7 separate regions of the Mus musculus genome follow, and regions 2, 3, 4, 5, 6 and 7 are each linked to region 1. The links are chromatin loops, found by intact Hi-C in ENCODE. Cell type or tissue: heart. All regions are shown on one strand. Region 1 has its middle 57 kb from the start of Gm39850. Region 2 holds the start of Sp3 (trans-acting transcription factor 3). Region 3 has its middle 23 kb from the start of Gm30069. Region 4 has its middle 30 kb from the start of Gm30069. Region 5 holds the start of Gm30257 (a long non-coding RNA gene). Region 6 has its middle 40 kb from the start of Cdca7. Region 7 has its middle 6.8 kb from the start of Sp9.

Evidence for each region. A loop is a pair of places that touch in the nucleus more often than their neighbours do. Peaks named below come from ENCODE experiments on the same cell type or tissue, not always from the same donor. Only the 100,000 strongest peaks of a DNase experiment are listed, where the experiment ranks them.
Region 2: it touches region 1 in a loop (5-fold over the local background); 21 of 42 quality-filtered maps call a loop at or near these places.
Region 3: a loop joins it to region 1, with 3 times the contacts of the local background. A loop is called at or near these places in 6 of 42 quality-filtered maps.
Region 4: a loop joins it to region 1, with 3 times the contacts of the local background. A loop is called at or near these places in 7 of 42 quality-filtered maps.
Region 5: a loop joins it to region 1, with 3.0 times the contacts of the local background. A loop is called at or near these places in 12 of 42 quality-filtered maps.
Region 6: it touches region 1 in a loop (9-fold over the local background); 11 of 42 quality-filtered maps call a loop at or near these places.
Region 7: a loop joins it to region 1, with 2.3 times the contacts of the local background. A loop is called at or near these places in 7 of 42 quality-filtered maps.

The regions. Positions count from the first base shown.
Region 1 is chr2:73,064,031-73,068,030 of GRCm38, forward strand. No RefSeq gene overlaps it. Among named protein-coding and RNA genes, the nearest start is that of Gm39850, 57 kb to the left of the region's middle. In heart, CTCF peaks have their summits at 420, 1,256 (motif pointing right), 2,339 (motif pointing left) and 2,539; a DNase peak (open chromatin) is centred at 2,531; H3K4me3 peaks cover 635 bases; H3K27ac peaks cover 262 bases.
Region 2 is chr2:72,976,666-72,980,665 of GRCm38, forward strand. Sp3 (trans-acting transcription factor 3) reads right to left here and starts at 3,781. Exons shown (of 7, transcript NM_001018042.3): 1 at 3,585-3,781; 2 at 2,822-2,967; 3 at 2,233-2,364. The coding sequence starts at 3,591. Sp3os (trans-acting transcription factor 3, opposite strand) reads left to right here and starts at 2,767. Exons shown (of 3, transcript NR_045269.2): 1 at 2,767-2,930. In heart, a CTCF peak has its summit at 1,882; DNase peaks (open chromatin) are centred at 2,416, 3,236 and 3,876; H3K4me3 peaks cover 3,469 bases; H3K27ac peaks cover 2,812 bases.
Region 3 is chr2:72,636,708-72,640,707 of GRCm38, forward strand. No RefSeq gene overlaps it. Among named protein-coding and RNA genes, the nearest start is that of Gm30069, 23 kb to the left of the region's middle. In heart, a CTCF peak has its summit at 1,662; no DNase peak of the experiment used is centred here.
Region 4 is chr2:72,643,069-72,647,068 of GRCm38, forward strand. No RefSeq gene overlaps it. Among named protein-coding and RNA genes, the nearest start is that of Gm30069, 30 kb to the left of the region's middle. In heart, a CTCF peak has its summit at 1,603; no DNase peak of the experiment used is centred here.
Region 5 is chr2:72,730,062-72,734,061 of GRCm38, forward strand. Gm30257 (a long non-coding RNA gene) reads left to right here and starts at 3,760. Exons shown (of 5, transcript XR_374639.3): 1 at 3,760-3,797. In heart, no CTCF peak of the experiment used is centred here; no DNase peak of the experiment used is centred here.
Region 6 is chr2:72,514,149-72,518,148 of GRCm38, forward strand. No RefSeq gene overlaps it. Among named protein-coding and RNA genes, the nearest start is that of Cdca7, 40 kb to the left of the region's middle. In heart, a CTCF peak has its summit at 2,433 (motif pointing right); a DNase peak (open chromatin) is centred at 2,433; H3K27me3 peaks cover 1,797 bases.
Region 7 is chr2:73,276,771-73,280,770 of GRCm38, forward strand. No RefSeq gene overlaps it. Among named protein-coding and RNA genes, the nearest start is that of Sp9, 6.8 kb to the left of the region's middle. In heart, no CTCF peak of the experiment used is centred here; a DNase peak (open chromatin) is centred at 1,901; H3K4me3 peaks cover 2,596 bases; H3K27ac peaks cover 282 bases; H3K27me3 peaks cover 2,620 bases.

The DNA of each region.
Region 1 (4,000 bases):
TGGGGAGGTTACAAAACTTCCCTGACCCTCGGTTTTGTCATTTACTAAAGGAGGAGTGACGGAGCCCACCCTGCATGGCTGTGGTAGTGTCCCAAGTATATACTTTCTCTTAGGTCACTTCCCATACTTTGGATTCATCCACTCATCAAACACTTTTGCTGTGTGTGCTGGGGGAAGCATACACGGAGGAGCCAAGTCACTCCAGGGCACTCCAGCCATCAACTGGGAGAGAGAATCCATTTGGTCAGTGCTAAAAGGGAAGTGCTGGGATTTTATGCAGTGAGGACTTCACGGAAGGTTTCACGGGAGGCTGTGGAGTTGCGCTGTCGGCAGCCACGTGAGTTTGGTGGCCTGTGTTGTTGAGAGAAGAGAGTGTGCTGTGGCAGAGACACTCCGGGACAAATGTATTAGTACTTTAAGCATCCAGCAGGTGGCTAGACCTCCTTGGAAAAAGAGCTTGGCCAGTGGGCAGGGCCATGGTAAGGAAATGGGTATGGGGCTTTAAAGAAACTTTCCAAAGGCCATGTGCTCCCGATGTGGTAAGCCGTGAAGTCTGATTTAGAAAGCAGTTGGTGTTGGAACGTGGTTATGTTATATTGATAGAGGAGCAAACGATAATTGATAACTAGAGGGAAATGCTGGGCCTTAACCTTCTCCCAGCCTTCTTCCCAAAAGGGGAAGAGAAAGCCAGGCTGGGAACCAGGCCCGACCCTAGCAGGTACTGAGGGAGTTGCTACTGTTTCATCTAGTCCATTCCCCTCCCCCCCCTCCCCCCCCCCCCCCGCGGTGGGCGCCTAAAGCCCCATCCACACGGCGCTGCAGAGGCCTCTGTATTTTGAGGTTATTCTTTTTTTTTTTTTTTAAAGTGTAGTTTTATGAAGTACAGTATGACAACCCTACACAAGAATGCAATGTATCAAACCAGGTAGGCTGGTGGTTTGGTTTCTTGTGTGTGTGTTTTGATTTTGATTTTTGAGGTGCTTGGGATAGCACCAGGGTCTGGTGCATGCCAGATCGGCCCTCGGCACAGAGCTCCATCCTCAGCACCCCAGCGAGGCATAGAAAAACACTGACACCAGAATCTACTCACACCTATGGTGAAATTACCCAGCCTCCTCCTATCCTGCTCGCTACACAGTATGAAAGAAATTCTGATCACATGCTTCTAGTATACGTTTTTATCACAAGTATACATGACATTTGATTTGAATTTTTAAAAAGATTTATTTAGTTTATGTCTGGGCGGTCTATCTGCATGTACACCTGCGTGCCAGAAGATGGCACCGGATCCCATTACAGATGGTTGTAAGCCACCATGTGGTTGCTGGGGATTGAACTCAGGACCTCTGGAAGAGCAGACAGCGCTCTTAACTACTGAGTCATCATTCTAGCCCCTGGTTTTATTTGTTTGTTTGTTTGTTTGTCTTAAAAACGTTTCCATTATTTTAAAGTGTGTGTGTGTGTGTGTGTGTGTGTGTGTGTGTGTGTGTGTGTGTGTGTGACTAGAGTTATAGGTGGATGTGAGTAACCCCACGTGGGTGCTGGAAACAGAACTCAGGTCTTCTGGATGAACGTAGGCTCTCTTGATCCACCCCATGCCCCCAGCCCCCGATGGTTACATTTTCTTGTTTAAAGGCAAAGGAGCTAGAACTCCATCATCCAGGTCCCATAGCAAACCACGTGTACCTTCTTCCTAGGATCTCTTTCCTGCTGGCATGACCCACCATGGCGCTCCGTGTCTTCTCTCCATTTCTGGAAAACAAGAAAGAGAAGATAGCATCCTGGTGGCTTTGAGCAGGCCACTAGGACACCAGACCTATGTCAGCCCTTGGCTGAGGAGCTCAGTGCTCCCTGTTACCAGGGACCTGGCCTCGTGGACCAGGGAGTCTCAGCCTTGCCCACAGCACACATGCCTGTTGCCTCGTTCCAAATCGTTTTTTTTCTAAGAACAAAAGTATGCACAAATAAGTATTTCCATCTTTATTTCAAATTCTAGGTTTCAACGGCAATATTAGTGCTACTCCGCAGTGCTGTAATAATATATCATTATTTCTATTTTACAGTTCTTTCCTTAAAGGAGCAAAGCGAATGTTTAAAACAGCAAAACTCGCAGCCCCACGATTCCCCATTCAGGCTCAGAATCTGTACTCCCCTTTCAGAATCACGTATAATTGAAAACAATGCAGCCCCCTGATGTGTTAAATGCCGCAGTCATTAAAGCATTTTTTTAAAAATAATTTTTGGGGGATAAAAGATTGTTCTTGTGGCTGGGGTTATTATTTATTTATTTTTAGAAACCCCAAACAGGCTTGCTTCCTGTTCCCAGACTGACATCTGCTGGGGACCACAGGCTGGAGGACTTGGGAGGCAGGCCCGCAGCCGGCTGCCACTCGGCGCCCTGGGGCTCATCAGAGCCATCCGGCGGCGAGCCTGGGGCGGGATCCAAGTTCAGCAACCGCCCGGGGACCCCACTTTCTCCCGCACTTTCCACTTTCTAGCAGCTGAGATAAGGCCCAGAATGACACAGTCTTGACACAGGAACTCCAGGTTAGTGACTCTGGCAGGGAATTGGTTGAACAGGAATAGGAGCTTGGACAGGATGTGTGACCCCACCATATGATCCTCGTCCTGGTGTCACTAGGCCAGTGAATTGTTTCCTGCCTCCTTCAGGATGTGTCTGCGTGTATGGCTCTTTTTTTTTTTTTTTTGCATTGGTTCCTCTGCTCTGCGCATTCAGTCCTACAAGGGAGATCCCGTTCCACTCTCTTCGTATTTTACAACCAGGAGCCAAGCTTCCTTTGCAGAAGGAGGTCAGAGAGGGCCCTGGACTATTTCTCATTCTTCTTAATTTATAGCAGCCTGGCTCCTCCTCCCACCACTCTAGGTCTGTCCCCTCCCCACCTTGGGAGCGAGGCTTAGAAGGCTTTCAGTGTGGAAATTTCTTTTGCCCTCCTCATGCCCACACTGCAGTGGGCCGGATTCCCTGGCAGTCTCCTGTTATCTACATCAGACCAGCCCAACCCTCCTGTCTCTAACCTCTTACGGAAATGTTCCTCTTCCTTCTGAAAAACTATCTTTGTAAGATTTGTCTTCTTTATCTTTAACTGTAAGTATATGGGCGTGGGGTATGTGAATGTGAGTGCAGGTGTGGGGCCTTGACCCCCTTGGAACTGGAGATACAGGCAAGTGTGGTGCTGGGAACTGTCTTTCTGCCCTCTGCAAGAGCAGCAAGCACTACAGAGCGCCAAGCCATCTCTCCAGCTCCTTCTGAAATATCTTGCAAGCCCGAGCCCATTTAAGTACCTTTAGAGGAAACTCACAGATGTGGAATCTCTTAGCCTGATGCTATGTCCCAACCCAGAAGATGGGGGTAGGTGTAGGGAGGGTGTGTCCCAATGCCTGGGAGCCTGTGGTGGGGACCAGGGAACCATTCGAGAGGTGATGAGAAGGACTAACCATGGAATTATGGAGTAGGATGGCGAACATGAGATGGGAAGTCTGGCTCGATGCTGTCTTTTGTTGTTGTTTAATTTTAGAATAGGGTTAGACTTAACAGAAATTTGCAAGAACATCCCATAGACTTCTTGTATACCCCACAACTATTTTCTCCCTCGTTTGCACTGCTAGCCAAGGCGCTGAGGCCTCGCTGAAGGCCTGGGTGATACTCTGGCAGCACAGAACACTTCTGCAGCATGACCATGGCAGGGAGCGGCCGGGCTCTGAAGATACCTTGGGAGGGTGTCCAATGAACACAGTTTCTGTCACCTTCTAGTTCTTGTAAGTGATTCTACACGCAGATGGAACACCAAAGAAGCCCGCAAAAGAAAGGGTTTGTGTAAGTTTGAGCAAACCATATGTACTCTTTATCCTGTTTGGCATCAATATTCATGTCGGCCTCTGAGAGCGTTCATTCATTCTCTTGCCCTGCAGGGGTGTTCTCTGATGTAGGGAGAGCATCATACTTTATCATCTGCCTAAATAAGACAAAAGTCTGTATTCC
Region 2 (4,000 bases), 87 kb before region 1:
CTCTATAAGTTCCAAACTCAAATGGTAAAGTCAGTCTCTAGTGAACACTGGCTTCTCAAGGTACTCATCATCTAGAAATACCAAGCTAAATTGTCATTAGGTTGAGCATCTGCATTTGGCTTTGGACAGAACACATTAATAGATATCTTTGTCTAGAACCTAGATTAGAAAATGAACATTAATGGAAAAATTGGCAAAACTCAAAATCTGTAGCTACCCATGTTAGTGATACACAGATTTGAAAACTGTGCCACAATAAGGCAGCACGGGGGGTAGCTGGGTAAAGGTGAAGGTCGTGACTCTGACACTGGATTTCCTGCTTTGCCCTAAATCTAAAAACATCCCACAACCCTCAAGACACTACGGTCCTCTAGTGATCTCCAGTAATTTTAGAGTACTTAAATATATTTAAGTATAGTTTTAAATATTGAAAATATCTTTTAAGCATTCTGAAAAAAACTTTAAACTACTTTTAAACTAGAAACCAACTTTTTTCCCCATTAATGTTCAGACAAAAATGACAGCTCTCATATTTTTCACCTTATTCAACTTTCAGCTCAGTTTACTTCAACTTTGCTCAAAGTGAAAAATTTGGAAGAACTCAGATTTATCGAGCATCAAACATGCACCAAAAAATTCCAAGTTTAGAGGCTTCTCTAGCAAACTGTATTTTCATATTATTACTTTTACTAAATTCAGAGTGTTCATGTTCATCTGGCAGGAAATGGTGTTCTTAGTAATGTTGTGATAGGTCAGAGATCTTAAAGAAGCCCAAGAACATGACACAAACACATGGCTGGGGTCAGTCTAGTGATCCACTAGAGTTGGAGTCTAAGCATGATGCTTTCAACCCTGTGCTTCTCCTCACCACTCCCCTCCCCATCTGTAAGCACATTCTGAAACTTTGATAGTTACATGAAAAATTGCACTTTATTTAAAGTTTATTTTTCAATTTTACTTCTGAGGTAGTTTATTAAGGAAAACAATAAACTTAATTTGACACTTTGGGACTAGGGAAATATAACTTACTTTAAAAGTTTACTAATCTGCTTAACGTTTCTTTAAATTTAAAAGTTTTCCCAAACAGCTTTTGATATTTTAATATGCTTAAAAAATACATGACATTAAAAATGCTCCCACTGTCCATAGTCTAATTTCAGACTAAAAATATCTATTTACTAATACAGAGTAACAACGTTGAATGACTAGTATACAACAGCTAACTTTTCTAACAGTGACAACTAAACTGACACTACATAAATCGATTGCTATAAACCTCTTAAAAACTTAGTCTTGAGGCGTGTTTTAACTATCTTAACAGGTGAACACACCTTTTCACAGTAAGCTAAGAGCAGCAATGGTCCACACAGATGTAAAATTCACATTGTCTACAGCACCTAATTTTACACTGAGTCTTCACTAAGACTTGCCGCTCCTCTCCACAACCTAGAGGTTCTAAAATTTACAAAAGAATCCCATCAGACTCGTTATAATAAAAATAACATTTAGCCAACCAATTTCAACTCTTAAAAGTATGAAGTGTGCTAACAAGCATGTAAACAAAATGACTTTCATCTACTTTTTAAGATTGATATTCTAGAAAACCTCAAAGGCCAAAGTTATTACTAACTTCAAATTCAAATTTCAATAGCCTCCCAACTATTTCACTTAACCCTACTCAGAACAAAACTAGTGCAAAGTTGGAGTAGTCTGCAAAACGCCAACAATTCTGAATGATCAGGTTAAAAAATAATAATAATAAAAATGTTCGTCCCTGCGTATAAAAGAACACCCTCCTTAAATGATCAAATACCCAAGATCTGGAAACTTGCTCCAGATTCAAAAACTCTAGAAACTAGAGCCATCCTTGCCTCGGTAGGTGATACTATCTGTGACCGATAGGCTGTGCTTGCAAATGTAGTGCAAAGAGCGAGTGAGTTTTCAAGTCCTGATACGAATTACTTAAACATCCATTTTGGAGTCCCGTGCCCACCCCCCACCTCCTCCGTCTCAGACTTCATTTTGTGAGGAATTTTGCGCGCGATGCCGCAGTGACAATCTCCGGAAAGCGCGGGCCGGCCCGGGCTCCCACCGGGGACGCGAGCGAGCAGGGAAGCGCGGCAGAGCCGGACGGCCCGCGCGTGACGGCCGCGCGGCGGCGGGAGGCCTTGGGCTGGCGGGCTGGCGGGCGGGCGCGCCGCAGGCCCGGGATGGCGGGCGGGCGGGACTTACCGCTCCGGCGGCGGCGGCGGGGACCCCGGCGGCGGCGGCAACGGCCGCCTCCTCGTCGTCGTCGCCCGGCGATGGCGGCCCTATCTTGCTGCAGGTAGCGGCCAGCAGAGCGAGCGGTGACGGCTGAGTGTCCTACCCGCGATGGGCGGGTTCAGAGAGGGAGACAGGGAGGGGGGTGGCGGTTAGGGCCGGGCCCGCTCGCACAGGAAGTACGGCTCGCTCCGCGCCTGGCCGCGCCGCCAACCCGGCCCCGCGCTCTCCTCCTCCTCCTCCTCCGGGGTCTGCGGCGCCTCTCCCCGCGCTCGGTGGCCCGCGGCGGACGGCTGCGCGCCGGGCCTCTTCCCTCCGTCCGGATCCCACCCGGGAGGGCGCGCACACTTGCACACTCACACACACACAAACACACACACAAAAAGGCGGCGGGCGGGGGCGCGCGGGCGGGGTCGGAGCGTTGGCGCCTCGGGCGGGCAGCTCCCGGGGCGGGGGAGGGGCGGGCGAGCGCGCGCGGGAGGGAGGGAGGGAAGGAGGGAGGGCGAGGGGAGGAGAAAGCGGCGCGCGGGGAGCCCGGCCGCGCTCAGCCGCTCCTCACCTGGGCCGCCGCCGCCGCCGCGCCGTTTCCGTGCTGCTGCTGTTGCTGCTGCTGCTGCTGTAGATACTCGCCGTGGCCGCCGCCGCCTCCGCCGCCGTCCACGTCCAAGGCAGCCATTTCCTCTTGTTTCACGGGCTTTTCGGGAGCTGCAGGCACAGCGCGGGGGGAGGGGGGAGGAGGAGGGTGGGGTGGGGAGGAAGGCGGGTGCGGGGAGGGAGGGGGCCCGCGAGCCGCGGCCACATTAGTGAGCGCCGGGCGGCCCGGGCCCTGCCCCTCCCCTGCCCTCCCCCCGGCCGCGGCGGCCACGGCGGCGGCGGCGCGCTCCCTCCTCCCCTCCTGCTGCCCCCGCCCGCCGCGGCTGTAACCCTCCTCCTCCTCGTTCCCTCCTCCTCCTCCCCGCGCTGCCCCTGCCCCCTCTCCTCTCCTCTCCTCTCCTCCCCTTTCCCTCCGCGGCGCTCGCTCCTCTCGCACCGTCAGTCACTCGCACACGCCCGCCCGCCGCCGCCGCCCGCGCCCGCACACAGGGGGGATGCGCTCCCGGCGGACCGGGCCGCCCGCCCGGAGCCCGGCGGGCACTCGGCGCTGGGGCTGGAAGGGCTGGACAGCTGGCTGGCGGAGATGGGAGTGCGGCTTTCTGCCTCCGCCGACACTCGGTCGCACGCTCCCGGAGGCCGGGAGCCGGCGGTGGCGGCCCCGGGCTGGCTGTGGGCGGCAGTGGCAGCGGCGGAGGCAGCGAGGGTTGCTCTCTCTCGGCTTTACGTACCGGTCATAGTGTGTTTAGGACAGCTCAGGCGGGGCTCCCCGCCGCCTTACACATGGTGAGAAGCGAAGGCGGCGGCGGCGGGAGAGGATGCGGGAAGCGGCGGCGGACACGGCCGGAGCGGTCCGGGGAATTTTTTTTTTCCTATTTTGATTGACTGTGCGGGAAACACAAAAGGTGGAGCCTCCAGCCCAAAAGGGGGGAAGAGGGCGACAGCCCGCCCGGAAGTTCCGCCCCTCTTCCCGGCTCTCATTTGCCGCTAGGCTCTCCGTCAGCTCTGTTCATTGGTCCGGACGCCTGTCCGTCGCTCGGCCTGGCGGCGGGCTTCCTGTTTGCCCCCGGGTTGAAGGGGAGAGACAATGAGCGGCCGTGGCGCCGTAGGTTCTCCAGAACGGCCCCGGCTCGCGCGTTACCCCGCT
Region 3 (4,000 bases), 430 kb before region 1:
CTCTCACATCTCAAGCCCCAGAGTGTGGGATTCCACAGACTTCCTCCAGGTCTATTTAAATGAAAACGTTTTGAATGAAGAATTACTTTGGTTATTAGGACAGGCTATAGGAAAGATCTCTGTTCATCTTCATTCCAGTGCGAGACACACTTCTACCTGAGGGCTCTTCCTGAGTGGGAAGGACAAGGTGAGGCAAGCTTCCTAACTTGTCTGATTGCTGAATGGTCACACAAACATTTTCTCATGCCAGCAAACCGTCACAACACGGTACAGAGAGCTGCTGGTCAGCTCCAGTGTAAACCATTAACCACATTAGAGAAAATAGCTGTGAAGAGGGAGCCCTCGGTGGTTTTAACTTCAAAAGATGTCACGAGAAGAGCCACAAATTATTATTGCTGACAATTTGTACAATTTGTCCCTGGTGAAATGTGTGTGTCCCTACACTGCGCCATTTTACATAACAATATGAAATATTAAAAGCGAAAAACGTTTTATAATAAACAGCAGTTTTGCTGATTGCGGCTGATTATGTTAAGCAGCTTGTACCGTGGGTGTCAGAGGAGACTCAATAGCTCCTGTAACTAATCTTCATGGTTGACCTCTCCCCTCCACTGATGAAGCCTATTCAAAAACCTGCTGCCCTTTGCTCGTTTGCAGAGCGGATATTTCTGAACTGTTTTGATCATGCATATATTTGCTGAAGTTGTTGCGTACAGGCGTTGCTCTCTCTCTGTGTGTGTGTGTGTGTGTGTGTGTGTGTGTGTGTGCTTATGAGTGTTCGTGTTCATGCTTATGTTATTAAAGACATACCACACATGAAGAAAGATTCCTGCTATGGCCATTTCATGAATTCTTAAAAGAAAACCCAACTGCACAAAAAGTAAGGACGAAGGGCAGATACCAACGGGCCTTTAATTGTAGCTGGAGATGGCTCTTGTGTTTCTCTGTTGCTCTACAGAAACTGTGTGAAGAAATATGGCGCTGGATTTTCCCCCCTTGCTCCAACTTTAAAATAAAGGGCATGTCTTTCCAGGAAAGACCACACTTTGGTCATTTCATCAGCCTCAATGGCTGGTACTTAGAAGCAAAGTGCTATTCAATCACGAAGCAATTTCATTTTTTCTGATAAAAGTTTTTGATTTAAATGGGATTTCATAGAGAACATTTGAGAGTGTAGAGAAATCTCCCACCGGTAAGTGCGGATAAATATGTAAGCGCCCCGTGTGTAAGTGTCTATAATTCATAGTTTGCTAGTCCTCTTTTTCCCCCAATCTAGAGATGTTTACAAAACCTGAGGGTGGGGGGATGGGCTGTGGAACTGCAGAAGAGAAGCAAGCCTTTACAACTGGTAGGGAGTGAATCTGGCCCAGATTATGCAAATCTGGCCATCCTGGACAAATAAAATAATGAAGACAGAAAGCAGGGATTGGGGGCTGGTTAGGGCTGGTGCTCAACAAGAGAAAAGTAAAGTGGGCGGACAGGACTTGCTGGGGGTGGGGGTGGGGGTGGGAGTAGGGGATGGGGGTGGGGTGGATCCAGAACAACTAGGTCACAAAAAGGCGCAGCTTTCTCCTGGCAAATACTGGCTGAGGCAGGCCGATAAATATTTCCTGGAGGACTGGATGCAGGTTGCTACCGGCAAAACAGAAGTCCCTAGGGGGCAGTACATAATTAACAATTTGAAGATGTGACTGTGTGTCATTGTCTCCAAGGGAGCTGGGGAATCCTGCCCCCCAAGGCATAAGACCTGAGTTCCCATATTAATCTCTCCATCCCTTATGAGGAAACATGGCCTCTTCCCCGGGGCTGGGAAGCCTTTCTCTTGCCCTGGTGAACTCCTATGGCTCTGGTGTCTTGATTTTATAACAGCATCTCCAAACCTGTCCCTCTAGTCTTAGGAAAGCTCCTGAAATTTTTCTGCCCTTAACAAAGACACAAATAAATCAAGGCAGGGGAACAGAAGGCCATTTAGGTGGGCGCCTGGCTGAGTGTCTGAAGATGTTTAGGGCAGTGGCATTCCTAAAAACTGAACCACAAATGAAAACAAAACTGGGGAGAAATTCACAGGGCTAGAAAAGGAGAAAGAGGTTTAGGTATGGTTTTAAATTTAATTCGGTTTGCTTTTAAAGCAAGGCTGGATTCTGGTGGAAGGGACACGGGTTACCTGCGAGGGAAGAAATAGGACAGAAGGAAGCACATTTTAAATCTAATCTTGGAATGAGGCTCTCTCTCTCTCTCTCTCTCTCTCTCTCCCTCCCTCTCTCCCTCCCTCCCTCCCTCCCTCCCTCCCTCCCTCCCTCTCTCTCTCTCTCTCTCTCTCTCTCTCTCACTCTCTCTCTTTCTCTCTCTCTCTCAGCTCTGAGCCATGAAATCCAGGAAGGAAGACCCCCAGCTCCATCTCTGACAGGGACAGGGAGCCCTGGGCTGCTGGGGAGTTTCTTAGCTGCTCTGTGACTTCAGATCCCTGCCACCTGCCTACCTAATCAGAATACTGCGAGGGTTAATGAGCTTGTGCTCCAAAGTGATTGCCTCATCACACAGTCCCACAGTAGTGTTGTTCATCATAAAGGCGCAGCTGCAATAGTGTATATTGTTACATACCAGACGCTAGGCTTCTATTTTTAACAACTTGGAAAATGAGGGTGTCTTAGAATTATACAGGGGAAGGGACCCGGTGATACTACCTGCCCCAGGCTCTATTCTGAGACAGGTGGATGTCTAGCCACTCAAGAGGCCCAAGAGAGAGAGAGTTTCTGCTCATCTTCACACATAAAACAGGAATTGCTTTGGTTCTGCCTCCGGACGGCATTCCAGCATCAACAACTAACTGCATGCTTAAGAGTTACTGCCTAAGTCTCTCTCTTTTAACCATAAGTCCATTTTTTTTTCTTGTATTGACAGGCGTGGGTCTCTGCTTGGTGGCAGTAAGGGGTGGAATTCATAGCTTGAGCATCCTTTTATTCTCTAGGCCACTTCCTTGTGCAACAAAAACACATGGTGGCTGCAACTCAGTTGTATCCGTGTAAGAAGGAAGTACACAGCTCCTGGCACCTTTTGTACTAGCCTGGGGACTGTAGTCTCAGTCCTTAGAGCCCCAGATGACATCAGTCCATGGTCCTGCAGGTTGTGTGTCAGGCTGTGTGTCCTTATTCAAAAAGTTATTCCTCAACCTTCTTCTCTCCAGACACCTTTAAAAGACTCTCTGTTATTTGGGCTGGAGTCCAAATGTTATGCTCCTCCACCTCCTTACACTGAACTAGTTACAATCCGGTAATATTGGGAGGTGGGGCCTTTGAGAATTAATCAGGTCATGAAAATGAAGCCCACGTGCAAAATGGAAAAGATCTATTTGTTCTTTGTCTCTCTCCTGGCAAAACCCATAACTCCTGATGAGTGTGGAATGTTTGAAGTGAGCATGTCTCACTGTGTTAATGGGTGGCCAGGTAGTATGGAAGCATCAAGATTGACATACAAAAGAAGACAGAGGGCAGACAGACCAGAAACCCTTTTCCTCCTGGGCTTCATATAAAAAACAGAGCATGCTCAAGAGAAGCCCAAGATATACAAATCTGGAAGGGATGGGTGCTATGCAATATCCCATAAACAGATCGTGGTCTCAGGGTCCAACCCCTTTGGTCTTGGCCCTCAGCGCACTGCCTCCCTTCCATCTGAGGGCATGCTTCCCCTTTCCTAAACTGTTTCTATTTCTAGTCTCACTCTGTTTCTGTTTCTAACCATGTCTCTCTGCTTCAGTTCTTTGCTGTGGAGTGCAAGACCCTGGATATTTCATCAGGTTCCCGGGAACTTGGATTTCTACCTGTAACAATATCTAGTTCTCAGATCTCCGTCTCTAGATCCAGGGGCCAGAGGAGAAACTGACCCCCAAGGGCAGGAATTTAACCACCATTACATGTGAAGCTTCCTCGAGGCTCCCAAGGGTTGGACACCCCTAAAAGAGTGTGCTATAGATGGAGCCCTTAGGGGCCTCAAGTCCCTGTAG
Region 4 (4,000 bases), 420 kb before region 1:
GCCATCAATTGTGGAGAGCTGTGTGGCTGCTGACAAGGGCTGGGACCAACTCTCCTACACCCATGCCACTACCTGCACTGCCATGTGTCAGTTGGCAAGGTGTAGGGCTAGTTCTCCCTCAACCACGCCACCAGCTCATCAGCACCCACACACATCCACATTGTATCAGTCCTTCTAGGGTAGCACAGGCCACAGACAACATAACCCAACATGGCCATCAGGGGCTACAATGACTATGGGGCTCATCATGGCCTACATGTGCCACTCACACCCATATGGCCCACCGAGGCAGCAAAGCCCTACAACATCAATAAGTCAATGGTACAGATTGCATATGTCCACATGAATCTCGGGCTTCGTCAAGGCCTGGGGTAGCAGCATCATGGACCACAGACACCACCATGGCCTCTGGTGGCACCAGGGACTATGGTGGTCCTTCGAGGAGTTCCAATCTAGAAAGTGAATCTTTCCTCATTTCTAGGCCCCCTTCGTTGCCCAGAGCCAGGGCAATCTCACAGCTGGGCAGCAGGTTTGGGGCTGAATCTGTTGCATTTGTACAAGCTCTAGGGTGCTGGATCCTGCTCTGCCATCATTATGCTCCATTTTTCTATTTTTTTCCATCTCCCCATCATATATTTGTTCATTGCAGTGGATAGTGCCTGTGTGAAGGTGGGCCTGGTTGGCTTCTGTCACCTGCGCCACCTTTATTCCAATCCTAATTACTAATATGAGATCACATGTCATATAGTAAATTATCTACCACAGTAAATTATCTGTCTGTCTGTCTATCATCTATCTTGTAGTATCAGTTCTCCTGGACAAATTTATAGGTCAGTATACCAGAAATAAGTCTTTTGTCACTCTGTGCTGTGTGAGTGGTGCTGGATAGGCAGTGGTGTCCACATGTCCACACAGGTACATAATCATCTTCCATCCTCAAAACAGAATCAAAAATTGTTTGGAAAATGGAGTCCCTGAGGGCAAACACAATCTGAAACACTACTGCATTACACAATATGGACTAATGTGGAGCAGGCACAGTCCGGTCTCCACAGCAGTGTTGCTAGCTAGTTCCTTCCTTTGCACAGTTGCTGTTTAGAGCGTCTAACCTGAGATTGCCCAGTGTGACACACGGCCCTTTTTCCTTCAAATGAGCCTTGTGACTGTGTCGCATGCAAGCAGGACACAACAAGAGTCAGATCCACATCCCCGGTACTGTCTGCAGGGGCCTGGAAGAGTTTGTACCACAGAAGTCAGGGCTGCGTGTGGGAGGAGAGCGTGGGTTAGAAATACTATTGCTGTCAGCCTGGGAGTACGCTCAGCTGCAGGGTGTTTGCCTGCATATGCAAGACCCTGGGCTCAGTCCACAAGGCCACAGGAAAAATGATATCAGGTGTAATTAGAAAGTTTTCTTCTTAGGAAAACAACCCCATCTTGACCCAGCCTGTCTGTCATATTATCTGTGCAGCAGAGAAAACTCTTTTCTGCTCCCTCCTTTCATTCAAAGTCATTTACACTTTTCTTTTCCTTTTTTTTTTTTTTTTTTTTTACAGTTTATACTTTCTTCCTCGGCCTAAAGCTTCCAGTGTCGCAGCACTAGGGGGCCACACACACCTACACTTGAGAATTCTTTCCAAAGCTATTCTGCCCACCCTGGCACCAATGGCGAAGGGCACAGAAGACAAGAGAGGGTTAACCAAGAATCAACAGTGGACCATATCAATGACACCAATATTGTATAAGGTACAGAACTTAAAATAAGTACTGACTGTGTGCTCAGAGCCAGGCTCGGTGCTGGCACTAACTTCGGATGAGTCTTATTTCATCCAGCTGCCATAAGTGCCACTTCTCAAATGAAAAAAATAATAGTAAGAAGTTCGAAGCTCCAGGGAGCTGGAGCGACTCCCCAGGGATCTGTAGCACGTTTGTGGCTGGGAGATGATTCTCAGCCCACTGAAGACGCTGTGGCAGGAGGCCAAGGGTGTACCTGGAGGAGGCAGCCTTTGGTGCAAGGGGGTTGTGTGCCCTTCTAGAACAGCAGTGGTTCTGGAATAATGGTTCTAGACACTAGTGGGGGGGCTGGGAAGAGTGGAGGGGGGAGAAATTGTGGTCTGGATGAGAGAAGAATCTATTTTCAGTCATGCACACACACACACACACACACACACACACACACACACACTTGTGAGAAGACAGGGCTGCAAGGACAGGGCAGGACTCCCAGCTCTCATCTTTGTGTGTTTCAGACCAAGAATGCTTCTTTGCATCTTTTCAGAGTACTCTAGTGTGGGGAAGGTATGCTACATCTCTTGTGTGGGCCAGTTGCTTTCTTGCCTCTCACGGATGTGATTATTTTAAGGGTAGCCTTTTCCTTTTTGTCTTTATCCAAGAGAATCATCTTAAGGTTGTGAATCACTTAGTGATCAGGGCACACTGAGAGACCAGGGTACATCATTTGGTGATTTCTTATTGTCTGATCGTATGGAACGCACTGGCACAGAGCTACACACCTTATGGGTCAGTCATCTAACACAGCTTTTGGGTGCAATCATCATGCATCTAGAAAGGACAGTCTTCTCGTGAATGGTTTTCTGGAAATTGCGTACATATATGCAGAAGACTGAGACTCGACCCACATCCCCCATCATTTTGTACAAACTCAATTTGAACTAGATTAAAGACTTCATGGAGGACCCGAAACAAGGGAGCTTTGGGAAGAAAACAGTGGTTAAGGAATGTTAGAGAAGAGAGGCCATAAGCACAAGAAACAAAAGCAGGAGAGTGGGGTTTTTGTGATGGGCCCAGGCACACAAACCCTTATGCTTCTGGACTATTTTGTTCTAGGACTGTGGAAGATTTTGGAGTTTTGCATCAAGCTCTCGGAGCTTAATGAGCTAGAAGATAAGAATGCTGGAAGATATACGGACAAAAGAGGCCTTGCTTATGAGGACACAGACGAGCAAGGACATAAGAAAGAACTGCGCCAGGAGCCACTTTTGTAAGGTGTTTCAAAGGACTTATATGTGCCGGTCATTATAGGCCTGGGAATTCTCTAAAAAAGAAAATGGTGACCTAGCAACCCCATCAGTGTATGTAGCCCAAGGAAAGGAAGTTAGTTTGCTGAGGAGATGGGTTCATTCTCATGTTCACTGAAGCAATAGACATAATTGTCACCACATAAATTTCTGACCCAGGTGTCTGTAAACTAATGGGTCAGTAATATCTGGTTCATATACTGCTATAACAAAGAACAAAATGCCAGTCTCAATCTGAATGAACCAGAAATTAGATTAAGTGAACGGAGTAGGCTGTGTATATGTGAGAAGGGAATCTCACATAGGTGGGATCTAAAGAAAGTTGATCTCAAGAGGTAAGATTACAGAGGTGGTTCCCAGAAGCTGGGGAATGAGAAGGGCTAGGACTGTTTTCCTCCTGGCCTTGGGTTGACAGTGGAGTCACCACGCCCTTATTGAGCAATGTCTGCGGGCTGTCCTAGAGAAGAAGATTAGGGCACAACCCTTTTTCCCAGTGACCTTATAGTCTAATGAGAAAGATTAGACACTAGTCAAGTAAGCATGATGTGAGGCAGAAAGCCTTCCACATTCCAGATCTTGACCTAGGACCAGGGAGCAGAGGGGAGTGGCTACAGTCCACAGGGATGGGAGGGAGTTGCTGTTTCTGGGATGACCTTGAATGCCATGGAGATGTGGAGATGTTGGCATACTGGGAAGGTGGAGTGTCGTGGCTTATCGATTTGAGCTAGTGAAGGGCCACATCATGACTGCCTAGAACTCGGGGGAGATGGTTTATTTATCGAAATATCATTTATCAATAATAAAACTCAAAGGATAAACTTGACCAATATTAACATACCCACAGACATGTATAATAACAACACAATCTAATTTTAGAATGTTTTTGTCACTCCCCCAAATAGAAAGCTCATAGCCATTAGCAGCTACCCCACCCAAACCCCAGTCTTTTCTCCATCCATCCCTGC
Region 5 (4,000 bases), 330 kb before region 1:
GCACTATTTCCAGTTCACTGTCTCTGTTATTCACATTGCTATGATGATCTGAGGATCATTTTCTAAACAATGGTATGTCTGAAATTTAGAAAGATTTTTTTTTCTAGCCCCAATTTTCTATTGTAACAATGAAAACATTATAATAGCTATAAGAAATCAGCATAAGAATTACCCAAAGTGTTACTCTCTTGTTTCTCTTCTTTCAGTAGCATGGCCTTCCAAACAGCCTACTTAATGAAAGGGGAAACACACCTTCAAGACTGTTGCTTTAAAACCAAAAATCCCACCATTAGGTTTTACCGATGAAGACTCAGGAACAAAATGGTGTGGTGAAAGCCTGCTAGCTCAGAGAGGCAGAGAAAGCATCCAGCTGACCTTCCTACTCTACAGATGTCTCAGAAGGAAAGTGTTCCTTCTCCTCTCCACGCTGTCTAAAATCCCCTTCAACTCAAAGACCCTCTTCTCTGTTGACTTACGTTCACTCCCTGTAGGCTGGTTACTTGCTCTGCCTCTTGACCTAGGGTTGACTTTATTTGGTTTTGTTTACAGAAAGCTCTTAGGCTAAAGGTGTGTGCTAGGGCTGAGCCACACCACAACTACTTGTTTACAAAAACAGAAAGCTAGTGGATAAAAGGAAGTGCTAAGGCTGAGCTACACCACAGTGGGGGTTTTCCACTTTACAATCTTGGGGTTCACAATGTGTTCAAATGCCATGCTACATAAGATGAAAAACAGGTAAGTTATCTCATCTAGGAGGACTTGGAAATTGCTAATCATAAGTACTCAAAATAATCTTATTAGTACAATTATAAGCTAAAGGTGCAATTTAAAAAATAAAATAAACAGCAGGGCATACTAGCCCACACCTGTAATCCCAGCACTCAGAAAGAGAGGCAGGTGGAGCTCTGTGACTTGGAGCCCAATATGAGTTGGGCTATATACATATTGATTCTAGAACAGCCAGGACTACATAGTAAGACCCAATCTAAACCAACCATCCAATCAACCAACCAACAAATGGTCCCAGTTTAGCATCACACAGGATAAAGAATTTTAATGTCTACTTTGAGGGCTGCGTGCTGGAGTTGTCATGTATGATACATAAAAGCAAATCATGAATTTTCAAGCATACCATATAATTTTAGAATGACATGTTCATGTTTTCTGTTTTGCTTATCTGTTTGGAAAGTAAGGGACACAAATCATTTAAGGAAGGAAAAATAGATGTTAATGGTATTAGGCTGGCGGGGAACATATGAAGTTCTGAGCAAATATGTATTATTGACTATATCAAAGACCCCAATGCCTCAAACCCATGGGAAAGACGAAGCCTTGCCTAGGTCAGCTCAGGGAAATAACAAAGCCTTCTCCTAGTCCCTGTGCAGATGTTGACAGTGCATTCAAGAAGTTATCATCCACAATTTATCCCTACAGCATAAGTGGAAGCCGAAACCACTTCCCCACATAGACTTTCTCCTGCTGAGATTAGCTAAACCTGCCTTCTCCATGCAGATGTATAAAATAAACACACTGTGTTTCCAGGCATCGGTGAATCTCTGTCGGAGTGCATGGTCCAGCCAACCCCAGCCTTTCTGTACAAATGTCGGTATGTCCTGTCTTCATTCCCTAATTGCCCCAGTCTGATTAACCCCAAAACTGTGCAAGGCAGAGCACTGGGCCCTTTCCCTACTCCATTTTTAAAGAAACAAAGAAATACTATACCGTACTATAGAGGAGGAAATAAGATTTCAGAAATGAAAGGGTAAGCTATTAAGCTCTTAGTACTTTGAAAAATTCCTGTGAACTGGCAAGATGCTCAGTGGGCAAATTGCTTGCCACACAAGCTTAAGGACTTGAGCCCAGATCCCCAGCACCCACGTGAAAGCTGCGTGAGGTGGTGTGCTTCGACATCCCCAGTCCTGGGAAGGAAGAAATGCTGCGTGGATCTCTAGAACTCACTGGCCAATGAGCCTAGCTGCATCTAAGAGTTCCAAGTTCAACAAGACAGCCTGTCTCAAAAACTAAGGTGGAGAATAGCTGAGGAAGTCACTTGATGGCTTTCCCATACATGCATGCACTGTGCACCTACCTGTGCACACGCCCACACGAACATGTACATGCGTACATACAGAACACACACAAATGAGCAAAATTTGCTTTTGATAGCCAGGCTATCAATGGGAAAGCCTTGGGTTGATGAGGTTTGATCTTGATCCTGCTGGACAAACAGAACCTGGGGAAGTCAAGAGCCAAGCAGGAGGCTGGGGGCCTCCACTTCCCACCCCTACACCTGGCTCTTAGCAACAGAGACCCGCTGTAAAAAAGGGGGACTTGGTCTCACCAGTCATTTCAAATTCCTGCATTGTCAAAGCACTGTTCAGCTTCTGCAAGCACTCACTTTGCACTAATTATATTGGCCATTTTCACTTTTTTTTTTTTAGCCTCGTGTAAAGCTAATGGATTTTAACAGGGGAGCAGGCAGAGACCTTGGTCCTGTCAATCATGGGAATGGCAGGATTGACATGAAGGCTCAGACTCCAAGAAACTGTTCATCCCTGGTCTCTGTAGCTCATTTTCAACACCCTTGGCTTTAAAAACCAAACCTGAAATATGTGGGTCTCACACTACGAGCAAAAGTCCACACATAGCCAAGGAAGGCGGCAGATGCCGTAGCCGAACACTGGGTATCAGCACCTGTGGAAAGCTTAGAGCATCCTTCACTTGGTAAGGAGGCAGAAAGTGAGGAGAGGCGACTAGACATCTGGGTTGGAAGCTTCCGGCTCCTCTTTGAAGACAGCAATTCAGTGTTCTTTGCCTGTTGCCAATTTGAGGACAAAAAGTCTTAAAGGAGCGTACACTGAGAATTACCCATAGCCATGCTATTCCTGGAAGTCAGGTTCTCACTGAAAACCTCCAAGGGCTGAGCTGAAGAAGCCCTGTTCAATTACATCCAATAATCATACGTAGCTTGAAAGGGAAAGCAGACAGAGAATGAGCAAGCGCTCCCTGGAGGGACAAGTCAGGACAAAGGAAAGATGAACGCCTACAGCAGTGGAGTCCCTGATGTATTTTGGTCAAGTCAGGGTGCCCAGGCTAGACTGGAGGGGTCCTCAATGGGGTCTAGAGTGGCCTCACAGGGGTGTTTTGAACTTGAATGAGGGTGCTTTTGATTGCTAAAATAATTAGAGGAGGCAGTTACTACACGCCTTTAGTGGTCAAGGTCCTGGGCCTTGCACATCCTCCCATGTGCAGACATTCTCAAATGACAGCTGATTCTTCCTTTGTTATACAGTAGTTTCTTCCAAATTGAAACATTCCCTCCAGGAGGGAGGGGAAGGCTCATGAGACTCTGAGGTAAACAAAGGGGGAATAGAAACGTGGAAGATTCTGGAATGCCTGTCCCTGGCTTTATAAAAGGAATAAATAATTGCTGGGGGAGGAAGGACGCTGACCAGCCAAGCTGCAGTGAGAGGTTCTCAGACTGTAAGCTGTGCAGAGAGCTCCAGGCATTCATGAGCTGTCATCTGTGTTGGGGTGGGACTTTTGGTGACGTGACTACTTCTGAGTCATCCCTACTTGTGCTGGCTTGTTTCATGTCAACTTGACACAAGCTAAAGCAATCTGAAAGGAGGAAACCTCAATTGAGAAAATGCCTCCACAAGATCCCTCTGTAGGGCATTTTCTTAATTAGTGATTGATGGGGAATGGTCCAACTCACTGTGGGTGGGGCCACCCCTGGGCTAGTGGTCCTGGGTTCTAGAAGAAAGCAGACTAAGCAAGCCATGGAGAGCAAGCCGGTAAGCAGCAGTCCTCCCATGCCCTCTGCATCAGCCCCTGCCTCCAGGTTTCTGCCCTGTTTTCCTTCAATGATAAACCGCATTGTGAAATGTAAGCCAGATAAGTCCTTTTCTCCCCAAGCCACTTTGATCGTGGTATTTCATCATAACAGCAGAAATCTTAACTAAGACATTGTTCCTTTAAGTAACCCACATCTGTACTC
Region 6 (4,000 bases), 550 kb before region 1:
AAAAAGCTAAGTATGGGAGCTCCGGGGAGCGGTGGACAGTGGGCAGCAGCTTTTCAAAGCTTGTTGCGCCTTTGAATCTGTGATACTTCCTTCTCCGGCGTCTCAAAATGCTGCTTTGAGTGTGTGTTGGGAAAGGGGTCAAGGATAAAGGATAAGAAAGGAACCTGGATGCAGATTCTCAAAGCTTCTGCTCTTTTGCACTTCAGGAGACTCAAAGCAACCCGGAAGTTGGAGCACAACTCTATGACAGATGTCCCCAGACACTTCGAAATGGCGCAGGTTACGACTTCTTTATCAGACGACCGTGTATATATCTTACACACACACACACACACACACACACACACACACACACACACACACAATTTTCTTCTTTCAAGTTATGATGGCTATATTTTATAATAAATTTGATTTATATGAGACTATATTTTATAATTCAGTTGATTGTGGCCATTGGAGGAGAGCAACATAAGTTGCCATATACATTGCCTATATGATTGCTTGCTGTGTACACGGCAGAGCTTTAAATTCTGGAAAGAGTAGAAACTGCAACCAGAAGCCAGCTCAATGGCTTGCTCCATAGTGCAGGCTCTGAGAACCTCCTTGAATCCCTTGGAGTGAACACATTAATTCTGTGGAGCTCTTCCTTCCTTTAGTCTCAGACAAATGCTCTCTTGCCACCTAGGGCTGCCCCTGTTTCTTTCTCCTCATGGCCTCACACTAGTGGCTATCGAAGCTGTGTCTTTCTGGGTGCCTTTTTCCTACAGAAAGCAGACCTGACCACTTTTCCAACTGTGATGCTCTGCTTCATTGGCAAGTTCATGAAGGTTGAACAGCACCTATTTCCTGAAGCGTCCCTTGTTCCAATACCACCCCTGTAAGCAGTCATTAGGCCTCACTCAAGACATCTCTAGGGAGGGAACTGACACCAGCTGAAGAGGGTTTGGCTAGTAACTCTCCTACAGCCCATCAGTGAGCCTCAGAGGGGCTCCTATTGCATCTAATCACACCTAATCTTTCTGCAAAGATGTTTAAAAAAAAACTGTGTAAATCAAGTTTTTGTAAATCTAATCATATGTTTTATGCATCAGGTGAACTTGGTATGTAAAGGTATCCCATAGTGCAGCCTGCTGAAAAATGAAGATCGGCTCCTTTTAGTATTCATTTCTGTAAATGTGAATAATTATTCATGGGGTTGAAAGAGGTTCGCCTTCATTTAGGGTTTTGAATTTGCTGTCTTTACATTTCTTCTTCTGAAAAGGTCTCCTGTATCCTAGGTAGCTTCTATGAGCAGCTGGATAAGAATGACCTTGAACTTTTCTTCCTCCTCCTCCTCCTCCTCCTCCTCCTCCTCTTCCTCCTCCTCCTCCTCCTCCTCCTCCTTCCACCTCCCAAGTGTTGCAATCACAGGCCTGTGCCACCAGGACACCTGGTTTATGAGGCGCCAAAGATCAAACCTAGGGGTGTGTTTACCAACTGAGCTATCGCTCCCAACCCTCCTAGCCCTCCTAGTCCTCAGTGTCTTATTTGCAGTGAGCCCCAAGTGGGTATGTGCTCCACTACTGGAGAGCACAGCTAATGGGCCCTGACTTCCCAGGTCTTAAGGAGCCCCAGCCCTTACAGCGTGTCCTAATGGGTCAACACCTAACAGAGAGCCAGCGGAAACCTTGCTGCCCTCTGCACGAGAAAGCCGGATTTCCATTTCAATGTGGCTCAGCCTTCCTCTTTGACAAATGAAAAGATAGAGACTTCTCAATTACAAATAGTGGCGTCCTTGGGGGTGGGTGTGTGTGGGTGGGTGTGTGTGGGGCAGAATTCTCTAGATGTTGGGCCTTGCAATTTCTCAGCCATCAGGAATTCTGAGACTCAAGTCTCAGAAGCTAGAGGAAGCTAGATGCCGGCAAGATTTTTATGGCACGATGCTTATTTTCCTACTCCACAGAGGCAGGGTTTTATGGCAAGAAGGGGCTTAGTGACCAGAGCAGAGTAAAACTAGGCTACTTTCCAGGTTTATGCCTCTGACCTTACTCCCGAAGAGGGAGCATCCGGGAGGGGTTTCTCTTCTCCCACCCTCTGGGTGTACAATACACCCCCAGATGTGCAATACAAAGGATCCGATATTCAAACATTTGAAAAATGTAATTCTTGTTGTGGAGAACGTGTCCTAACAAAAAGATCGGCTTTTGGGGGAAAGTCGGGAAATCCCCCAGTCTTAAATTCCCAGCATTTGACTTGGGCACAGAGAACTCGATCATCCTTTAGGAAGTAGAGCACAGGCGAAGAGAGGGGAGACTCACAGATGGCTGGATAGAGATGCCAGTCTAGTCTGTGGGAGAAGCCTTGACTGAATGTGAAGCAGCTGGCTGAAGGCAGGCTCAATCAGGATTTCTGGGGAATAAAAATACACTCGGTCTTGGCTCTGGATTCCAGCAGGGGGAGCCCTAACTCTGGGAACCCGACATTGCTCTCTGACCGCTCGCTATCCCTGCTTAGCCCTTTCTGAGTTCAGCATCCGTGGTCACCGAGCTTGGCAACAAGGTCTACAGATGATGTCGCTGAACCAGAATCTGAGGTCTCGGTCCGCGCATCCTTGGATGAGCAAAGTGGTTAATACCTTTATAGAAACACAGCGGAACAGGCAATTCAGAAACAGGTGATCAGCAGCAAAGAAGGAAAAAACATGAGGAAATGAAGGATACACTTCCCTCAGTTGTTACCCTCTCCCCTACACACCTCTGCTCTCCACAGGGAATGCGCTCTGATGCTTCCTCTGTTCGGGTGTGCTGAGCTGGGGGTGTGGGAGCTAGGTGGATGGACCAGGCTTCCAGTTAGTGCTGGGTTCCTGCTGCTCTCTGGGTTGTAGAACGAGAAACAACAACAACGAAACCCTCATATTGTAACTATAAGGAGTTAAGGGATTTCACTTGTCATGTCTTCTGAGTTCCACTCTTGGGGATAAGCAGGGAGATGTAGGAAGCCTAGCAAAACGTGGGAACGGCCTGTTGAAAAAACCAGCCCAGCCCACCGAGTACCTAAGAAGTAGCACGCTAGGGGCAGAGTTCAAAGCTGTGCTGTGTGTAGTATTGCTGTCTGCGGGAGTCCTCAGCACCTTCTATAATCATGGGTAAGGGTAAGGGGAGGCTTAACACACCCCACAGATGCCCTTGTCCCCAGTTTTGTGGAAAGAACACTAGCTGCAGCTAGAAGCTCTGTCGTTTAAGTAGACTAATGAAAACCCCAACTCCATTTTGTCTAATCTGAAATTTCTGAAATGTATGTGATCCTGACCAGACCCCCTTTTCCATAAAGTGCCTATATTCAAGATATGGGTGTTCTGTGCAGCCCACTTTGAGAAATTCTAAGAGAGCAACCTCCCTGGGCTTCTGGTTTCTCCTCTGTACCGTGTCATCGTTCATTCCGAGTACCCTGGTAATTCCTGATGAAGGAACTGGTAGTGCTCAAAACACACTCAGAACTCCTAGAACATTATCTTATGAATATACAGAGACTGGTCTTGTGATATACAGTGAATATCACGCTCACGCTCAAAGTAGATGGTGGGCTTGGGTACACACAGAGACACAGTCAGGGGACAAGATGCTTTCTCTGTGTTCAGCATATAAACCACACAAGTCCGGAGGCAAGTTTTTGAACCTTGCTTTACTTTCTGTGTGGAATGGTGCTGTGGTGCACGGTTCTTGGCCTTTCACATACAAGGCCACACGAGTTTTTGTTTTCACTTAAGCAAAGAGTGAGCATTATTGCTAGGAGACTTATTCAGGACCTCGGCAGATTGCAGGCACCTACTGTGTCCTCTAAAGAACAGCAAGGCCATACTGCATGAGTAAGGACTGCCAGCAAGGACATGGCACAAATCATCTAGCGGCACCTAACACTCTAGGTTGTGACGGACAGAAGCAGGCGTGGTCAGGTGTTCTGTAGCAGCCAGACAAACTGGATGGAAACAGTGATGGGAGATGAAACCTGTGGATCCCTTTCC
Region 7 (4,000 bases), 210 kb after region 1:
CCCAGTTTAAAAGAGGGAGAAGGGAGAGAATGACGAAAGGAAAATTGGTAAATGAGACAATTTCTCAATTCGAAAAAAAATGTTAGTTTGGAAAAAGAAAGTACATATTTACAGAATAAAAATATTTCTAAAAGACTTCTCACACAATAGAAACTGCAAGGGGAGTCAGCAGCTATAAATTTCCCCCTCTTTTTTTGATTACTGGCCTTGGAAACTTGAGTGAAGATTTTGATTCTTTGGAAAGAATAAATTATTGGTATTAACAGTCAACAAAAACTGCTCTGAAGAGCCAAATAGCAAGGCAACGAGAAACAGCAGGAAGGTTCCCAGCGGGGAGTCTGCAGCGTGAGGTTCAGTGGCTTCTTCCTCTTTTCTCGGAGCTCTTCTTCCTCTAGTTTTCCTTCTCTTCGGTCATTTTCTCTCCCGGCTCATCCATTTCTGCCTGGGACGCCCCGCACCCCCAGCCCCAAAGCGTCTTCGAGTTTGGGTCTGGTCTTAAGGAGAAGCTGTGGCAGAGTACGCTCATCCTGGGGGTTTGAGGCAGAGGCTCTGAGGTCTATAGGGCGTCCCGTGCGTCTAGGGTCTGCAGGCTGGAGGTGCGGAGGTGAGTGCGAGCTGGGGGTTCCTGAGGAATGAGGGCGCCGGGACGTCGGTCCCAGGCAGCTTTGTTTCTTGTTGATAATAAAGGCAGATCAAAGGGCCTGGCTGTGCAGGTCTCGCTCCCGGAGGGGCTCCCTCCGCAGGCCAGTGATCAAGGCCTCTGCGCGCTGTCTCTGCCCCGCGGGTCAGCCAACGTCCATCACCGCGGCTCCGGTGAACCGCGGGCGGCAGCCCAGACCTCAGTGTCCAGTCAGACATCTTGGGCTCCAAGCTGAGCCAAGAGGGACCCGGTCCCGCGCTCTTGTCGGAAACCCACCAGGGGAAACATCCCTGCCCCACTTCCCACCAGCTCTAGGCATCCCGGGGAGACCTTGAGACTCAGTAGGTGGTGACCGACTGAAGACGAACAAATGGAAGAGAGCGTGCACGGGAGGCGAGGTCCATGAGCTAGGATACCAGCTGGGTCCCCAGGTGGGGTGCGGCTGCGCCTCCCCAGGGCCACCTCTGCATTCCCGCGGCTTGGGCCTAACTGGGTCCCGGGTAGAGTAGATGGGGAGGCCACGCTGCGAATGAAGACTGCCGCCTGGAAGTGGATTTTGTGAAGCCAGGGCTGAGACCAGGGTCCTGGAGTCCCGCCCCCGCCGGGGTGAGGGGAAATGCAATTTCGTTTCAGTGAGTTTCCAGGGATTTCTTGTTTCCAACTTCCACGCAGTAGATGAACCAAGACCAAGTTTGCTGGGCCTGCGCCTATCCCGGCTCAATTCACACCCTCCCCAGTATTTTTCTTTCTTGGCATAATTTACCCCCAGTCTTTGGAGGACCCACCGGGTCCTACCTGATGAAGAAAAAGGAGTAGATTTTTTTTTTTCCTTTCCTCAAGGACGTTTGAAAACATTTGGATGAGATTAGATTGTGCACCTGAACCGCGTGTCTGGACATTCCGTCAAATCGTCACCAGTCGTGTAAAATTGAATTTCTTTTTATTCACATGGAAACTTTATTTATTTTAACTCTAATCTTATTTGCATCTATTATCTGTATTCACCAAGGCTCTCTTCCACTACAAAAATGCAGATGAAGTAAATCTCACATAAATCCCGCCCATTTGTGTAATTGGTATACTAAGTGTTTATTTTAAGTGAGAATAATTTAGCTACAAATTTTCTTAAGGAATAACATTCTTAACACATTAAAAAAAACTGAAAACTCTGATTTGCTTTTATGTTTGACAGTAGCTCTTGATTCCCCCAAGAGGCGCACGGCGAGTGCGGCTCTCTGGCGCCATCTAGAGCTCCTGCATAGGAGTCCGCGCTGTCGGCCTGGTGCTTGGCTTTTAGCGCTTGGAGACCTGCTTCTGTCGAGAACTCTGGCAGCCAAGGAATCAGGCAAAGAAAAGCGAGGTTTAGTGTTTTAGCTGGGGACAAGCCCCGTTTTGAGGGGACATTGCCTAGCAATGGCTCCAAAGGAAGGGGATTATTTCTGAAACACACTTACTGAAAAATCCAAGCAAAACAGACTACCACCTCGCTTGGCCCTGGACCCAGCTTTCTTTCATTGTCTCATTTAGCATTCTTTCCTAGGCGATTTCAGGGTCTTCCAGCACTCCTAAATGAGAAAGCTGAGCGTTGTCGGTAGCGGCAGCGACGTGCACCCTGGGTAGAGATCCCGCGGTGGGCACAGCTTGCCTCGCACACTTCACCCAGCGTCCTAGGGTCCAGGGCTGCGGGACCATCGGGTCTGCCTGGACTACCCAGGACGGGCGTGAACGCAGTTTACCACCAGGTCACCAAGACCTCCTCAGCTTCCCAGAACCCCTAACACAGAAGAGAAAGCCAGAGTCTCACAGCTATGACCAGCCTGGACCCACCGAGCACCTCAACAGACCTCTGCAGGGTTTCCGTGCAATGGGAGGCGACCACTGCTCAAGTGGGGCGCAGCGGGCATGGGGCAGCTCGACGGGGCCCCAGAGGGCGACCAGGAGCCCCCAGAGCCCTCGCCCCAGGCCCTCCCGACGGGTGCGCACCCCCTCCCAGAACAGACCCACCCCTTTTGTCCTTGCCTTTTCGAAACCCAAATCTGAAATGAGATAACAGTTGGGGGCGTTGGCCAATTTTCTCTTCTCTGTGCATCGCCCTGCCTCCCGCCGCCCCCTTCCCTCCTCTTCCTAGTCCACTACCCCTCCCCCATCCACTAGCTTTAGAGGGCTTGTAGGGACTTTCTCCCCTCCCCCTTCAGCAGTTATTGTTTTTTAATTTAAAAAGCGACACCTTCCAACCCCGGCGCCCGCCCGAGGAGGAAAGAAACGCAGTCTCCCGAAGCTGTAAGAAAAGAGATGAGGCTCTGGGGTGCCCGGCTCCCCAAACTCAAGCCAGGGAAATGCAGCGCGCTTCTGGGAACTCAACAGCCACCTTTGTAGCGGGTACTCGGCTGGGTTTGTATTTGCTGTTTTAATACAAACCCCGCCGCACTGCCTATTTCAGAGATGTGCTAATTACTACTTGGATAGCAGGGCGCAAAGTCCTTGTCCATTTCCCAGTACAAAGTAGGTTGCTAGAAAATTTGAAATTGCCTTTCAGCCTAAAGCTGCCTTACCTGAATGTCATAATTACAGTAATTATGTACATCCAAATTACATGCTAATTAAATTAGAATCAAATCGTTCTAAATCGAAATCAAATGAGGTAGTGAAGAATTAATCAATGACAACATAAATAGAGCGCTTCCTTCAGAGATATTTATTGTAACGATCCAAGGAGGAATTTGATCTGAAAAAGTCACCTGTTTATTTACTTTCAAATTAGTAATCAGTTATTATCCCTTCTCCATAATTTTAACCGTTCAGTGCTATTTACCCCCCACCCTTTCCAGACGCTGGAGTTTATAGAAATATGTATGAGGTAAATACATACAGACTTGCCTCCCCATATATTATTGGTATAAATATGTACGGTGTTTGGAACTCTTAAGATTTCTAAATGTCCGTGGGGACACATTCCTCCAGAGTCAGTTAGTTGGCCAGGATCCGGGAAAGCTTAACGTTTGAGCTGTAGGTTTTCCCAGACGGTAGCCTTCTTTCTCTTTGGAAATTCACTGTGGATTTTGCATTGTTTCGCAGGCATCTTGCCACTTCAGGGGCGATTCATTGATGAAAGAAATGCAGGGATAGGGTGAGACTCCCTCAGTCCGCTTTCTTTTTGTCAATTGCTAAGAGAGTTGGCATTTTCTTCTTTTGCGTCAGGAGCTAGAGATTAGCATTGGCTTCCCTAAGCGCGGTCTTCACCTGTGGAGCCCTAGGGAGCAGAAAAATTCTCTTGCCTTTCAAGGCAAGGCGGGCGAGTGCGTCCTGCGACCCGCGCAGGGGACACACGAGGGAAGCCGGGCAAGCTTCAGTAGGGACAGG